Linked DNA regions of Homo sapiens: region 2 is linked to region 1. Evidence: chromatin loops called from intact Hi-C (ENCODE). Cell type or tissue: mammary epithelial cell. All regions are shown on one strand.

Region 1 (8,000 bases):
AGCTAGATGTTCCCTTCACTTTTATGTAATCCAGTGATGCAGTAAGGGGCACTGTGCCAGCACTCTTCGCTCTGGAACCAGGCAGACCTTACTCATTGATCCAGCCACAGTCTCAGCAGGGCACTCCTGGCTGCCACTGCCCATGTAGTGCATTTGACTCGTGAATTACAATGATCGCCACACCTCTGATGTGGTTTGGTGCCCTGACGTGACTGAGAAAAATGAGGCCAAGAGAGGGGAAGTGATTCAACCAGAGTCCCACCCTGGTGAGTAGCAGAGGCAGGAAGAAAGTCAGATATCCTGAATCGGAGTTCTGTAACTGTTACTGGTGGCATTGTCCCTGTGAATGGGCCCACAGAGACCCCCTGGACAGAGGCTAGCCACACTGACTGGTAGGTCCTCTTTGAGGATAGCCTCCTTCCCAAAGGCATACATTTGGAACCTGAGTCATAGCAGTGTTCTGTGTATGTGGTAACATCACATGCAAGTTACAAGATGTCAGATGCATCTGTTTTCGTCATGCACTTTCCATCCATAGATAGAACCCATATTCAGGAATGAACCCAGGATGAATAATGAGGAATCTAGGATTCTAATTCCAACTTTCCTCATTTCACACTGACTTTGGGGACTTTTTACATTACAGAGATTTGGTCTTCCCATCGGTAAAATGGGGCTAAAACCTCCAACCTGCTTTCCTGCCTTGTGGGGACTGCTGTGCAATCTCTCCACATATGAAAGTTTATCCTCTAGGGAAGTAAAACATCAGCGGTTTCCAGCATGTTGAAGAACAGTGTTTCTTACATCATTCCTCCACCCCTAGGGTTTTGTAGGGAGGGTGAGTGGATGGGGCTTTGGACCCTCCATAGCTCCCAAACGGTCCTGTGTCATATTGGGCTTCCCGTAAGACTGTATTTTATAAAAACGCTCTGTAACAAGAAGGAATGGAGGCAGAGAAGGAAAAAAATACTCTTCCTGAACTAGCTATATACATGGGGAGCCCTAATGCACACATCTTGGATTAGAAACTCCAGGCCTGGGCATACGAACTTTTTTAACTAAAAAAGTAATATCTGTTGGATGTAAACCATGTGTAGCTTAATGTGTTTTTCTCATAGAAAACATGTTTTCTCATGTTATTTTATTGAGATGAAATTCACAAGACATAATAACTATTTTAACCCATTTATGCTGAATATTGCAAAGTTTTTTATGTGAAAAATCAAACCTTGGTGATGACCTTGAACAGTAGGATATAAATAACTCCTGCAAGCTTAGCGTTCCAATAATGGAACACTAGGCATAAATGGGTTAAAGTCTATCATTTAGTGGCATTTGGTGTGTTCACAATGTTGTATGACCACCATCTCTCTCTAGTTTCAAAATTTTTTCATCATCTCAGAAACACACCCTGTATCCATTAAGAAGTCACTCCCCACTACCCATCTCTCCATCCCCTGGCAGCCACTAATTTGCTTTCTGCTACTCTGGATTTGCCTACCCTGGACATGTCATATAAAAAGAATTACATTATATGTGACCTTTTTGTGTCTGCCTTTTTCCATGTAGCATAATGTTTTCAAGATTCATTCAAGTCATAGCATGTGTTGTAAATCATTCCTTCCAATACTTAATAATTTTCATGGTACTTTTAATCTACTTTAGATTTTTTATGATAGGAAGTTTCAAACATGTGTAAGTAGAGTAATAGAATGAATCCCCAAGTACCCGTCACTCAGATCCAACAGTTAGTATTTATTTCACCAAGGCCTGTTATTTTTTGATAAAAGTGCTCTGTGACAAGAAGGAATTAAGGAAGAGAAGGAAAAAAACTCTTCTGGAGCTATCTGTATCCATGTGGGGGAGCCCTAATGCACACATCTTGGATTAGAAACTCCACTGTCCTCATTGTTTCATCTGGGTGATGAAACACCCAGATTATTTTGAAGCAAATTCTAGACATCATGCCCACTCCCTCCTGCCCAGATTATTTTGAAGCAAATTCTAGACATCATGCAATCTTACCTGTACATATTTCAGTAACCATGTATTGTTTGGAAAGGCTCCTGGAAATTCAGATGCACAGTACTCAGTAAGAATCACCCAATAAGCCAGCTTTAGTCCACATGCTCAGGCAGCATGTCTTTGAAGTCTGTTTTAAGAGGCTCCTCAGTGACTGATTTGAAGCCAGGCTTGGGAACCTCAAAGATAGAGTGTTTATTGGTTTTGAAGTCACCTTGATCATCTGACTCTTGGCAGATTTATTTGCCATGATTTTGTTCATTGCCTTTCCAACCTGTAACAGGATAGAGAGTGCTGTTGACTGGGTATCCTGGCAGCCCTGGAAATTCCCCAGAAGAGGGCTTTGGCAGTGATTGGCTTAGCAAGGTTAATGCGTTCCAGCCAACCTAAGTATAACAGACTTCATGGGAGCAGTGTGCAGGGCTGGACACTGGGGCTCTAGTCCTGCTCCTGCATCTGCACCCTGCGTTTTCCACCTCACCCCTGCCTTTTAGTGCAAGACTCTTAGTGCACCCCTGCGTCACCCCTGTCTCTTAGTGCATTTATTGCCTTTGCAATGTCGCTATGTCCACACCAGATGGCACCTTTGTTCCATCTAACTTTCCATCTTTCCTAGGATGCTGATCCTCCCGCTGGCTTCCAGACAGACCTGGGACTTGGCAGTCATGCCGGGTGATGGTGTTCCTGCGGAGACCCTCAGTTGTCCTATTCCTTCCTAGCTTCCCTGCAATAAAATCAAGCTGCTTTTGTTGGAGATGTTGTCTTGCCTGGTCTTGGTGTTGCTTGCTCACATGTAGGTGGTTATGCTTACTTGGGTTGGAGTTTTGAGAGTTCCCACCTGGGAGTCAGACACCCTGTAGATTCTGATTCTTTGCTGTGTGATCTTTAGCAAATCACTTCCCCTCTCTGGGCCTCATTTTTTCCTCACCTATAAAGTGGAGGCATTGACCCAGAACAGTGATCCCCTTTCTTTTCACCAGTTTCATAGACTCTATATTTTGAAAAAATTTGTCTATCAAGTGAATTGCACAAGAGATTATCAAATGTTAAGCAAGTGGAATAGTAGGAAGAGGCTGTGGAGACAAACTGCCTGGGATAGAGTTCAAGCTCCAGTACCTCCTAGCTGGGCCACTTAACCTCTCAGTGTCCACAGACAAAATGTGATGATAGCATCTACTGCAAATGGTGGTTGTGGGGATTAAATGAAATGAAACATGTAAATTAATTACAGCAGTGATTGCTGGTTAAAAAATCACTCAGAAAATATTAGTGATTCATTTTTGGCTTTTTGTTTGTTTGTTTTGAGATGGGGTTTCACTCTGTCACCCAGGCTGGAGTGCAGTGGCGCAATCAGGGCTCACTGCAGTTTTGACCTCCCGGGCTCAAGCAATACTCCCACCTTAGCCTCCCAAGTAGCTGGCACTACAGGCACATGTCATCATGCCCAGTTAACCTTGTTTTTTTTTTAGTTTTTTTCTAGAAATGGGGTTTTGCTATGTTGCCCAGGTTGGTCTTGAACTGCTGAGCTCAAGCAATCCTCCTGCCTTGGCCTCCCAAAGGGGCTTGAACTCCTGCCCTCAGGTGATCCACCTGCCTCAGCCTCCGAAAGTTCTGGGATTACAGGCATGAGCCACTGCACCTGGCTGCCACTCATTTTTAAAATATTTCATTAGTCAAAAATCTGTCAAAATGGCCATTTGAATTCCAGTCAGGCTAAGTCAGGCTGAGACTAGTCAGGTTGGAATGCAGTGGCATGATCATAGCTCACTGTAACCTCTAACTTCCGGGATCAAGTAATCCTCCTGCTTCAGCCTCCTGAGTAGATCTTATATACTCTTAAAAATTTTTGAGGATCTCGGCTGGGTGCAGTGGCTCACGTCTGTAATCCTAGCACTTTGGGAGGCCGAGGCAGGTGGATTACCTGAAGTCAAGAGTTTGGGACCAGCCTGGCCAACATGGTGAAACCCCGTCTCTACTAAAAATACAAAAGTTAGTCGGGCGTGGTGGCACATGCCTGTAATCCCATGTACTCGGGAGGCTGAGGCAGGAGAATCGCTTGAACCCGGGGGGTGGAGGTTGCAGTGAGCCAAGATTGCACCACTTCACTGCAGCCTGGGTGAAAGAGTGAAACTCTGTCTCAAAAAAAATTTAAAAATTATTATCAAACAGTTTTGGTTATGTGGGTTATACTACATTAGAAATTAAAACAGGAATTTTTAAAACAAAAATACCCAGGCACACATCCCATTAGTCATTAGGACTAGATGAAGTCACTGCATTCCTTTAGACTCTAGAAAACTTTACCGTACAATTGTTAAGGAGGAAAAGGCATCTTACAGAAGCTTTTAAATTGAACCTCATGTGCCTTCTGAAAGGCTCTTGGGGGTCACATGTTGAGAATCACCACTTTAGCCATTTATTGGGCACTTACTGGGGACCCAGGGCTGCTGGAGACTGGAATAAGATCTGGCTCTGCATTTGACCAGCTCAGACATGGAAGCAGCCACCTCATCTATCTCATGGACAGTTTCCTCATCTGCCCAATGCATAATTGCTGCACCTCGGGGAACTGAGTAGCCAGAAATAACACTTTATTTCAACTCTAAACTGGTTGCAAGCATAATTTCCATCCCTTTCTATCCCATTATGAAAGTACTAAACAAATCTCAGGGCCATTTCTGCCTTCGTGGCCCCTCCGGGGTGCAGGGACTCCTTCCCAGCCCACCAGGTAAATGTGTTTCTTGACCACCAGATGGCAGTGTCTCCTGGACTTGACCATCCACAGAGACGTTTAAGACAGTTTCTTCTAAAAAAAAGTTTCTCTGGGCTCTGAGAGAACAAACTTGAGGATTTTTTCCATTTTCAGTTGCCCTAGGAGGTCTGGCTGGCCCACTGGGAACGCCCAAGAGTTGAGACACTGGTGTCTCTTAGAGTGAGTGCTTCTCAGAGGGGTTCATTTCCTTTGAGTTCTCTCTATACCACCACCCCCAGCTGAAATCCAAGTTTCTAGCTGAGGCACTTGGCTCTGTTCTTCCAAGGCCACAGAGGCATTAGGGAAGCTCCCACGCCTGCCATCAGCCCAGCTGGCTGTCCACGGAATGAATGAATCACACAGCGGAGCTCAGGCTTCTGCAGGGGTGGGGGTGGGGAGCAGACGTGGCCACGTATTTCTCCGAGGCTTCCCTGTGCACTTGGCCCCAGCCCACCCTTCCAGGCTTTCTCACTCCTCGCTGCAGCCAGCCAGCCCGCTCCTCAGGTGCCTTGCTTTTATTCATGCTGCCTGCCCCCTGTAAGCGGAATGATCTCCTCCACCAGCCTCCCTTGTCTCCATATACAAATTCCTTTCCCTCCCTTGCATACCACAGCCTCCATGAAACCTCTCCACAGCTGGAAGTAATTTATTTCTCCTCTTGGCCCTCAAAGCATTTATCACACAAATTTCAGTGTTGTGGCAAAGCTTTCTGTCCACGTATCTTTCCTGGCCTCGAGGATCAGCCCAAGTATCTGTTCCCTCTGCACACAGAGCAAGGACTTAGGGGATATTTGATAGATGAGTAATGGCTACTATTTGGGGGATGCCTATTTAGTGTGTCATGCCCTTGCATTTATCTCATTCCATCCTTACCTAGACTGCATAAGATAGTGAGCTAGGACAGACCCTCACACATGGTAGATGCTCAGTAGGTGTTGGTCCAGATAATTTGACAAAGGAAGAGATTGTCTCTTCTAATCTTTCTAGCAGGTTTATATTTTTGTCAAAGATTCCTGGTTGTGAGTACAGCCTACCCTAGGGTGTTCCCAGTAACCAGCCCTTGTTTCTGGGCTTGATGGGGTGAAGCTCCCACCAACTTTGCCTTGTTGACCTACCCATTTGCCTGGTGGCCAGAGCCCGGGCTTGTCCAGTACCCACATTACCATGACTGGAGAGAAACCACCTGGCCCTCAGTACAGGGTGAAGCCTGGGGGCTGTATGTGGGGGAGGCTTCCTTCCTCACAGTGGTGTGAGCCACAGGGGGAGCTCTGGCCTGGCCTGGCTCCCCATCAGCGTGCTGAGTGAGCTTGAGCAAATCTTTTGAATTTTGAAGTGGGGTGTGTGTGTGTGTGTGTGTGTGTGTGTGTGTGTTATTGTTGTTGTTTTTCTTTTTCTGAGACAGGGTCTCTGTTACTCAGGCTGGAATGCAGTGGCACAATCTCCATTCACTGCAATCTCCGCCTCCCGGGCTCAAGCAATCCTCCCACCTTAGCCTCCCAAGTAGCTGGGACCACAGGCACACACCACCATGCCCAACTAATTTATATATATATATATATTTAGAGACGAGGTTTCACCATGTTGCCCAGGCTGGTCTCAAACTCATGTGATCAAGCGATCTGCCCACCTCAGCCTCCCAAAGTATTGGGATTACAGGCATGAGCCACCACACCCAGCTGAAGTTTTTTTTTAACTGCTTTTTTGAGGTGTAATTTCATTCAATAAACTGCACATATTTAAAGTGTAAACTTTTTTTTTGCTATCTCCTACCTAAAGAATAAAGTGTATAATTAAGATACATACATATCTAACACACACACACACACACACACACACTCATGAAACCATCACCACAATCAAGATAGTGACCATATTAATCACCTAAAAAGTTTCCTGGCACCTCTTGGTAATCCCTCCCACCCTCTCCTTGCCCCCAAGTAAGCACTGATCTGCTTACTGTCACTATTGATTAGTTTGCATTTTCTAGAGTTTTATATAGATGCAATCACACGGTATGCTCCATTTTTGTCTAGCTTTTTCATTCAGCATAATTATTTTGAAATGTTATCTTTTTATCACTGAGTAGTAAGTATTCCGTTGAATGAATATACCAGAAGGTGTGATTCATTCCTCTGTTGAAGGACATTTGTTTCCAGTTTTTTTAACTGCTCTGGTGCTATCAAGCTTTCCAAGGGCCCTACAGGGCACAAGGGGAAGTCTCAATGAGCTGGCCTCTTCGAAACCAACACACCCAAACCCAAACCGAGGCAGCTTAACTCATCATTTTATTTGTATCTTTTAATTTGTTTTTATTTTTTAGAGATGGGGCCTTGCTCTTTGGCCCAGGCTGGAATGCAGTGGTGCAATTACGGCTCACTGCAGCCTTGAACTCCTGGGTTCAAGTGATCATCCCTCCTTGGCCTCCCGAAGTGCTGGGATTACAGACGTGAGCCACTGTGCCTGGCCCAACTCACAGTTTTATCTACTGGGCTTCCTCCTACAGCCCCAGTGGTACTAAGCCACGTTCTGGACTTCAGCAGATCCGGATTTAAATTCCTTCACCACTTAAAAACTGTGTGACCTTGGGAAAGTTCCTGATTCTTTTGTGCAACTCAGTTTCCTTATCTGGAAAATGGAGGTCATAACAGTACTCTGACCATGGTGAGAATTAAAGATCTTCATGTGCCTCATTCTTGATAATGACATTCCACAAATAAAACTTTCTGTTTGGCCAAAAAGTCACAATTATACGACTTGAAGTTTGAAAACTGAAGTCTGAAAAATTTCAGATCTAGATTCTTTCAACCCTGGCAGATTAAGAAAAGTAAAATGGAACCTCAAGATTGTGCCATGTGGGAGGTGAATGGTTGTTCAGGTCACCGCCCTCTCCATGACTTTCGCCTTTAATTAGTGCCAGTCTCTAAAAGACCCAAGTCTGTAATTTCTTGGGAGTGCCCATCAGAGCTTCTTTTAGATTTCCATGTCTTTAAGGGCTGTGGCCACTTAGTTTAAGAAGACAAGTTTTCTAATCTGCTTCTTCGGAGAAGGAAAGTCTTCATGTCCCTAGGTAAATCTCATGACTGCTGACTAGGGCCTTGCAATAAAATCAAAGCCTCTAAAAATAAGGATGTCACCTCCCATTGGTCTGTTTATCATGGGCTCCAAGGATCTAAATCCCCGGATGCCTAGAAGTAGGCTGTATGTTGCATAAGAATGCTGGCTCTGC
Region 2 (8,000 bases), 56 kb after region 1:
ATTATTATTATTATTATTTTATTATTATTACAGACAGCATCTTGCTCTGTCACCGAGGCTAGTCTCAGGCTTCTGGCCTTAAGCAATCCTCCTGCTTCAGCCTCAGAGTAGCTGGGACTCCAGGAACATACTACTGCACCCGGCCCTTGGGGGTCATTTGGAGAAGACTCCTTCTTGGGTGTTTGTGGATTTTTCTGCAGAGAAAGTTCATTGCTTCCTTTAGGTTCTCAAAAGGACCAAACACCCTAACTTTTATATTCCACTTTAGTGGTTTGAGGGTCTCTTGGGTGTGGGGCAGTGTTCCAGGCTGGAACCCTAGTAAAAGACAACCCTCTCTTTTTTCAGATGGGCAAGTCGGAAGTTCATATATTTATTGAATAAAATATTGCAAGCCAGCTTTGTGTGGGGCACTGGTCAACATGCTGGGAACAAAGCAGTAAACAGACATGTGAAGTCCCTGCTCTCACCAAGCTTCTGTCTAGTTGGGGAAACAAATGGTTTCTGAGAATGACAGGTGATGGGGAGGAAATAAAACAGTGTAAGGCGATGAACTGTGCCTGTGAGAGAGGCAAGTAGATTGAGTGGCCCTAAGGAGGTGACATTAGAATAGGCACAGGAAAATCAGGTGGAAGAGTGTCTCTGGCAGAGGTAAGAGCAAATGCAAAGATACTGGGCATGGTGGCTCAGACTTGTAATCCCAACACTTAGAGAGGCCAAGGCGGGCGGATCACTTGTGGTCAGGAGTTCGAGACCAGTCTGGCCAACATGGTGAAACCCTGTCTCTACTAAAAATACAAAAATTAGCCTGGTGTGGTGGTGCATGCCTGTAATCCCAGCTTCTTGAGAGGCTGAGGCAGCAGAATCACTTGAACCCAGGAGGTGGAGGTTGCAGTGAGTTGAGATTGCGCCACAGCCCTCCAGCCTGGGCAACAAAGTGAGAGTCTGTCTCAAAAAAAAAAAAAAAATCCTGGGGTGGGAGAAGCTTTGGGGTAGTTGAAGGACTGGAAGGAAGTTGGCATGGCTGGAGCAGCGTGGGCACAGAGGACAGTGGTAGGAGGAGAGAATGGCAAGAGAGACAGGGGCCACAGCGGATGGAAGTGTATCATGAGGGTGTTCTCTGCCTTCTTCCTTTCCATGGTATTCAAACCCAACCCATGCTTCCAGGTCCACCTCTTTCAGGAATCCACCAATCTGAAGCCCTGGGATAAGCCTTAGAGTCTGTACCACTCATGTAAGTGGGTGTATGTGTAAGGCACAACCTTTCAGCAAGATCCAAAGCTCCTTGAATAGTGAGTTATCTCGATTGATTGTTCACAGTCACAGATTGAATTCCTTGTACTTTTTTTCCCTTCTCAGTTCTGCACTTAACTCGTCTAAAAAAATTAAAAAAGAATTTAAGAAACCACAAAGCTAAGCTGGGTGCGGTGGCTCACGCCTGTAATCCTAGCACTTTGGGAAGCCAAGGCATTCGGATTGCCCAAGCTCAGGAGTTCGAGACCAGCCTGGGCAACATGTTGAAACCCCATTTCTACTAAAAATACAATAAATTAGCTGGGTGTTGTGGCATGTGCGCCTGTAATCCCAGCTACTCTGGAGGCTGAGGCGCGATAATTGCTTGAACCCGGGAGGCAGAGGTTGCAGTGAGCCGAAATCATACCACTGCACTCCAGCCTGGGCGACAGAGTGAGTGAGACTCTGTCTCAAAACAAAACAAAACAAACAAACAAAAAAACCGGAAACCACAAAACTTTTTGAGGACAAGGACCAGGTATTTATTAATTCTCATACCTCCCAGAGTGTTAGGCACAAAATAAACATTCAACCAAGACCTGTTGCACTGAGCAGTTCATATATAACAGGAGTGACCCAAGTTGAAACGTAGAATCAGCCCTCTCATACCACTTTTTGCCAGGTGATCATAGGCAAGTTACTTAGCATCTATGTTTCCTTATTATTAAAATGGTCATAATTACAATGCCTAAGATAAGGGGTTGCTGTGAAGATTATTAAATCCTCAGTAAACTTTGGCTATTGTTACTCCTATGATTATCATCAATATCATCAATTACCTTATCTGTTCAATACTGGTGGCACAGGTCCACCAGCTAGATGTCTAATCCCTTATGTGTCTATTAGTGGTACAAGTGGAGTTTGAGTGGGATTTTTTTTTTTAAGACCAGTTCCAAATCATCAAGGATGATACCACTAGTAGCAGCTTGTCTTGTCTGTACAGTGGTAAGTCCTGGCCTTGCCTTTGTGGCAAATACAACCCCCTTGAATTGCTTGGCCCTTCTCAGCATTGCCTAATATTAGGGAGGACTCCTGTAAAGCTCACTGGTTAGAAGATCAAGACACTTGGGCCTGGTTCTGCCCCTGGGGGCCATTGGGTAATTCCTTGCAGTCTCCAGGCCTCACTTGCCCTCTGAACAAGAAAGAGGCTGTTCTGGGTCATCCCTCCAGGCCTGTCCAGCCCTGGCACTCTGTGAGTCGGTTTAGGCAGCAGCCCCGGAACAGATGAGGCAGGCAGGGTTGGGACGTTTGGTCAGGACAGCCCACCGCAAAAAGAGGAGGAAAGAAATGAAAGACAGAGACAGCTTTGGCTATGGGAGAAGGAGGAGGCCGGGGGAAGGAGGAGACAGGAGGAGGAGGGACCACGGGGTGGAGGGGAGATAGACCCAGCCCAGAGCTCTGAGTGGTTTCCTGTTGCCTGTCTCTAAACCCCTCCACATTCCCGCGGTCCTTCAGACTGCCCGGAGAGCGCGCTCTGCCTGCCGCCTGCCTGCCTGCCACTGAGGTATGTGTGACCCCCGCCCAGCCTTTCCCTTCTATAGTTGCACCAACCCCGACACCCCCGTTCACGCCGTCAGCTCGTGTGCAAGGGAGGGAAGCTCTGCTGAGGATGCGCCTCTCCTCCCGGCTCCATCACGGCTCCCCTTAAGAGCATGGCCCTCGGTCCTGTCTGCCTGTTGCTTTTCAGAAGGTGGACTCACTGTGTAACTTTGTCTTCCCTTACAGGTTTACAGAAAATAATCTCACTATGTCTTCGGGGGAGCATTTTCTCACTCTCTGTTTTTCTCTGTGTCTGTCTCTGGTTTCAGAGGCTGCCTGCCTGTCCTCTTTGCTCCCTTTGCAAATGTGGCAGCCTCCTCCTTTCCTGGGAATCTGATCCCATCACAGCTGCCACAGGGACCTGGCCAGCAACCGGAGTCTGTCCTCCAGATCTCGGTCAGGGGTTCTGTTTTCCAAAAGGGACTTTGCACGAACAATCAGTTGATCTCTGAAAGGCAAAGGGGGAGGCTTCACCATTAATCCACACCTCTGGGAAGCCTTCTGTTTTCCTCTAATTCTCCTCACTCCCAAACACCACCTTCCGTCCCCCCAATACACAAATTTCAGCACCATTCTGCCTGAAATGGCACCATCACAACCTCAGTCTTGGGTTAGGTGTTGTTCCTGTCCTGAGTTCCTTGGGATGGTAAACACAGGCAGTAGCCCTTAGTTTATCTAGATCTGAAAACCCAGACATCAGATATCGTCAACCAAGACATGGGTGTAATGGGAGGTGGAGTGTGCTGGGGGAGATATTCTCAGAAGGGGGAAAGGGGGAAGGGAAGAGGGAGAGAATTCCAGGGTCCCCTTCCGTAATCCACCCAAGACTAGTGTCCAGCCTGTCAGGGTGTCAGTTCTTCTTCAGACAAATCCACTACCTTTCTTCGCCGCCACTGGCTCCGTGAACTGGCTGTCAAGTGGACTTCCTTAGGGAAAGGGACTCCAAGGACTCCAAGGGAAGGGGGGCACTGGGATGAGTTATGTCTTCCAGGATTCCCAGTCTGCCCAAAAGGGAACAGAGAGGCATGCATTTTCCTCAGGAAAGGACAGCATTTTTTTCATTAGAGAAAATGTTTTCTCTAGTAATGCTTTAGAGTTAAATTTCTATACGCCCCAAGTGCTGGTGGTTTAGTGAGAAGCAAAGCAGAAGTAGGACACAGGCTTCGGGCATGCATTTTATGTGTGATCTTAGGTAAGTGTCTCCCCTGGATTTAGTGCCCCATCTGTAATGAAAGAAGGCTGAAACTGAAGGCTCTTTGGGGTGCTTTGTGTCCTCTAAAATATTCAAAGGAAGATTTCTTAACCAGGGTCTATGGAGTGGTCTTTGAATGGGCCTCAAGCCATCTCTAAGCCCCTAAAAATTGTATGCACTGTGTGTGTGTGTGTGTGTGTGTGTGTGTGTGTGTGAGAGAGAGAGGGAGAGAGAGAGAGAGAGAGGATGAATATGGGTGGTCACAGCTTTCAGCTTTAAGATATTCTCAAATGGATTAGAGGGCATGACGTGGGGATGGAGTGAGGACTGGTAACAAATGTGTGTATTTGCTGGAGGATGAAGCCTTCTGAAAAGGGAGTGGTTGAGGAAAGAGAGAGTTAACTCTCAGCTATCAGCTGCCACATCGACATAGCCTAGAGCAAAGAGGGGGAGGGAGGAGAAGAAGGGGGTTGCCTGGAGAAGGAATCAACTTTTGAAACTTTCTCCAAGTCCCACCCACCAGAAGGCTCTTCTCTGCCTGACTCACTCTCCGAGGAATGCGAGTTGCCACGGTAACCTTTTTTTCAGGGTCTCTGCCTGCTGGCTGGAGGGGACCCTTGAAACCCTCTAAGAACATCAGTCTGAACGTACCCCACCCCCAAATTCAAGGCCTGCAGCAAATTCTAGGCCCTGCCCTTGTGATCTCTCAGGATTCCGGGGAAGCCTTGGGCCATGATAATCTCCTTGCAAGGGTGTTTGAAGACCTGGGTTTTAGCTCTGGCTGTGCCCTGAAGGTACCATTTGACCTTGAACTAATACTTCTTTCTGGGCCCCATTCCCTCTACAGTTAAAGAACAGTAACAGCAGCCACCTCTAGGGGGTAGATAGTGTGTAGAAGAAATGGGATAATGCACAGGGAAGCACTTTGCGAATTGTGGCATTCCCTCATAATGCAAAGGGTTTTAGAACTGATGGATTAAAGGCATCCAAAGACCTAGTGAAATCATTCTCAGCTTTTTTTTTTTTTTTTTTTCCTGGCAGCTCCATCATCTTGGGGTTTGTATAGAACTTTCCTTTACTAGAAGTACTGACAGGAAAAATTTTAAAATCATAATATTGTTTATCTTCATTTTGATTTGGGGAACTTCTTGTGTATTTCCCAAGACTGTTGTGCCCTCTATGTAGGAAAAGCATTGGCCAAGGGTGAAAAAAAAAAAAAAAAGTGTGTTCTAACTCCCAGTGCCTGACATTGGGAAAGACACTTCCTCTCTTGAGGCTGCAGTTTCCCAAACTGTTAAATAGAGTTTCTAAGCTAGATGATTTCCCAGGCACCCTTCTAACTCTGAAGTCCTATAAACCTAAATCCCAGATACCGCTTTTATTCAAAGGAATAGCTTGCCTGCATTTTTAACACCGCCTTACTGCACCCCCAGTTGAAAAGAAAACAAGAAAAGATGGGCTAGGGGATCTTGAGTTGCATAACCATCATGCTGTAATCCTTATCCATCTGTAGAGATTTGTCAATCAACAGTGTGGCTGGGGTTTGCTATTCATGAGAGCAGCTTTCCTTGCTGAAAACAAGCTATAAATAAGAAAGAATGGTGAAGGAAAGGAAAGAGCTGAGGATGTGAGGTAAACAGTAGAATATTTGGCTTTTGAAGTTGTTTATGTAGGTAGATAAATATGCAGAGATAAACAGGGACAGGTACAAACCCATAGGGATGAAGAGTATAAACATCGATTTCATCAACAGGCACCCACTGGCTCAGCTAAAAATAAGTGCCTCATTACAGGAGCAGACACAGAAAGTCATTCACTCACACACCTCTTCCTGGATGACAATGATTTACAGACAAGTTCCAGGAATATATCTCAATGAATGTGAAAATTCTGACCCTCGCCTATTACAGGCTGAAACAGACAGATGCTAAGTCAGGCTGTATGTAACTTACACAGACATGCCATCAGGTATACAAACACACACCGCCACTTGCAGCCACACATGGATGGATGTGCACAGTCAAACATATGCACAGTCAAACATAATATGGATCATGACAATGAGACAGACGTGTAACCTACATTTATCACCAACCACCTCTATGTCTCAGAGAGAGAGAAACTGAGGCTCAGGAAGAGAAAATAACTCACTGGAGGTCACATAGCAAGCTGGCGTCTGAGCCAAACTTCCACGTGTTTGGAGCCATTTTGATATTCACCTTGCCTTCCCCCCCAATCCCCATTTGTTCAGTTTGGAAACACACTTATGCACACAAGCCCCATGGATACTAAGTGGTGAGCAGCACTTTGTCTCTCCCGTTGGCTGGCCTGCAATGCCTATTCCAGCCCACGTGGCTTTGTCATTAGGCCCAAAGGCCCTGCATGATGTGCCTGTAGGCGGCTGCTCCCTTGCTTCTAGCTGGCTCCCTCCCAAACGTCAGTTTCAAAGGAGAGAAGGGAAAACCAGCCTTGAGCTTTCAGCAACCCTGAGGACCTTGTTTCTACAGCACAGACCCTGATGCCTCCCTCCCTCCCTCCCTCCCTCCCAACCTCAATCCTGAACCCAGGGACAGCTGGGCTGTGCAGGGCCAGGGCCAGCAAGTAGTGACTTGACGGAATTATTTAGAGAAACAGCCTCTCCTCAACTGGCAGCTTAGACAGGAAATCATCTCTGCTCTCACCCATCAAGCTATAGAACTTTATGTCTGCAAGGAAAACATGAACATAGACAACAATTGTTGTCAGAGCTGGTTTCTTTCAGAAACTTGGTATTAACTTCTCTCATCTGGGGATCACTCTGGGTCATCTTGATGTTAGTCATGGCATTAGGATTTCAGACCTATCAGATAAAAAAAGCAAAGCAAACATCTGGATGTTTTTGAACATCTGGAAATTTGGCTTAGACACCAGCTTGCCGTGTGACCTCCAGTGAGGTATTTTCCTTCTCTAAGCCTCAATTTCTCTACCTCTACAATAAGAGGCAGCACACAGAGGTTTCATGTGGCCTGACAACATCACTAATTCATCGGTAGTGGCTGTCAGAAGAACTGTGTTCAGGATTCTGATGACTCTCTAAGCTTTAGGAGAAGAGGTCAAGCGATTGATTAGTAATGTCTGCCACATGTGCAGGAGGGGTAGGTGGAGGCCACGTGTTTGTCACATATGCCACATATTTGCTATCTTTGGGATCTCGGAGGCTTTTCCAGATGCAATAGCCTGGACACTTTGATGTTATTTCTCATCCTTTCATTTGTGGTCACCACAATGCAGCAGCGGTGCCCTAGAGGGAGCCAAGGATGAAGCCTGAAGCTCCACCCCAGCCTCTGCTAGCCACAGTGAAATGTGGCATCTCAGATGTCTTTATGGAATCTCGGGCTGATTCCAGCCCCAAACTCTGGAGCCACCTCTGAGTTGCCCCAGAAGCTCTCCAGTCCTAAGTTTTAGCTACCACACCTTAAAAGTTTCCTTTAGCGTCTTTCCTTCCAGCAGGAAATAGAAGTGGAAGCAGGGAGTCAAGGGGCAAGTGGAGAGAGGTAAGGCTCTAAAAAGCTTCTGCCCAAGTTGATCCGGAAAATCAGAGCTGAAAAGAACCTAAAGGACCACCTTGCCTAAGGGTTCCATATTGTGTTCCTAGGAGAAAGTACAGATGTTCCAAGGTATCTTAGGGAATGTCCCTGTGTGTAGGACTCCCACTCCTCAGCTCCACTCCACTTTTATCTGCTTTTCTTTTTTGTGGATTTTTTTGAGAGGGAGTTTCACTCTTGTTGCCCAGGCGAGAGTGCAATGGCACAATCTTGGCTCACTGCAACCTCTGCCTCCCAGGTTCAAGTGACTCTCCTGCCTCAGCCTCCCGAGTTGCTGGGATTTTAGGCGCCCGCCACCATGCCCGGCTAATTTTTTGTATTTTTAGTAGAGACGGGGTTTCATCATGTTGGCCAGGCTGGTCTCGAACTGCTGACCTCAGGTGATCTACCCTCCT

What was found. Peaks named below come from ENCODE experiments on the same cell type or tissue, not always from the same donor. Only the 100,000 strongest peaks of a DNase experiment are listed, where the experiment ranks them.
Region 2: it touches region 1 in a loop (7-fold over the local background); 13 of 110 quality-filtered maps call a loop at or near these places.

What each region holds. Positions count from the first base shown.
Region 1 is chr5:151,737,598-151,745,597 of GRCh38, reverse strand. ATOX1 (antioxidant 1 copper chaperone) reads left to right here. Exons shown (of 4, transcript NM_004045.4): 4 at 2,639-2,776. Among named protein-coding and RNA genes, the nearest start is that of ATOX1-AS1, 11 kb to the left of the region's middle. RefSeq lists enhancers at 1-750, 4,847-4,896, 4,354-4,897 and silencers at 4,636-4,930, 4,696-4,990, 5,156-5,450. In mammary epithelial cell, CTCF peaks have their summits at 125, 2,590 (motif pointing right) and 4,766 (motif pointing right); DNase peaks (open chromatin) are centred at 137, 3,757, 4,417, 4,517 and 3 weaker places; H3K27ac peaks cover 4,974 bases.
Region 2 is chr5:151,681,659-151,689,658 of GRCh38, reverse strand. SPARC (secreted protein acidic and cysteine rich) reads left to right here and starts at 2,744. Exons shown (of 10, transcript NM_003118.4): 1 at 2,744-2,794. It overlaps CLMAT3 (colorectal liver metastasis associated transcript 3), which reads right to left. Exons shown (of 5, transcript NR_109873.1): 4 at 3,708-3,830; 5 at 1,749-3,277. RefSeq lists enhancers at 1,976-2,803, 2,804-3,633, 4,462-5,291. In mammary epithelial cell, a CTCF peak has its summit at 4,878; DNase peaks (open chromatin) are centred at 2,668, 4,468 and 6,538; H3K4me3 peaks cover 2,496 bases; H3K27ac peaks cover 3,707 bases.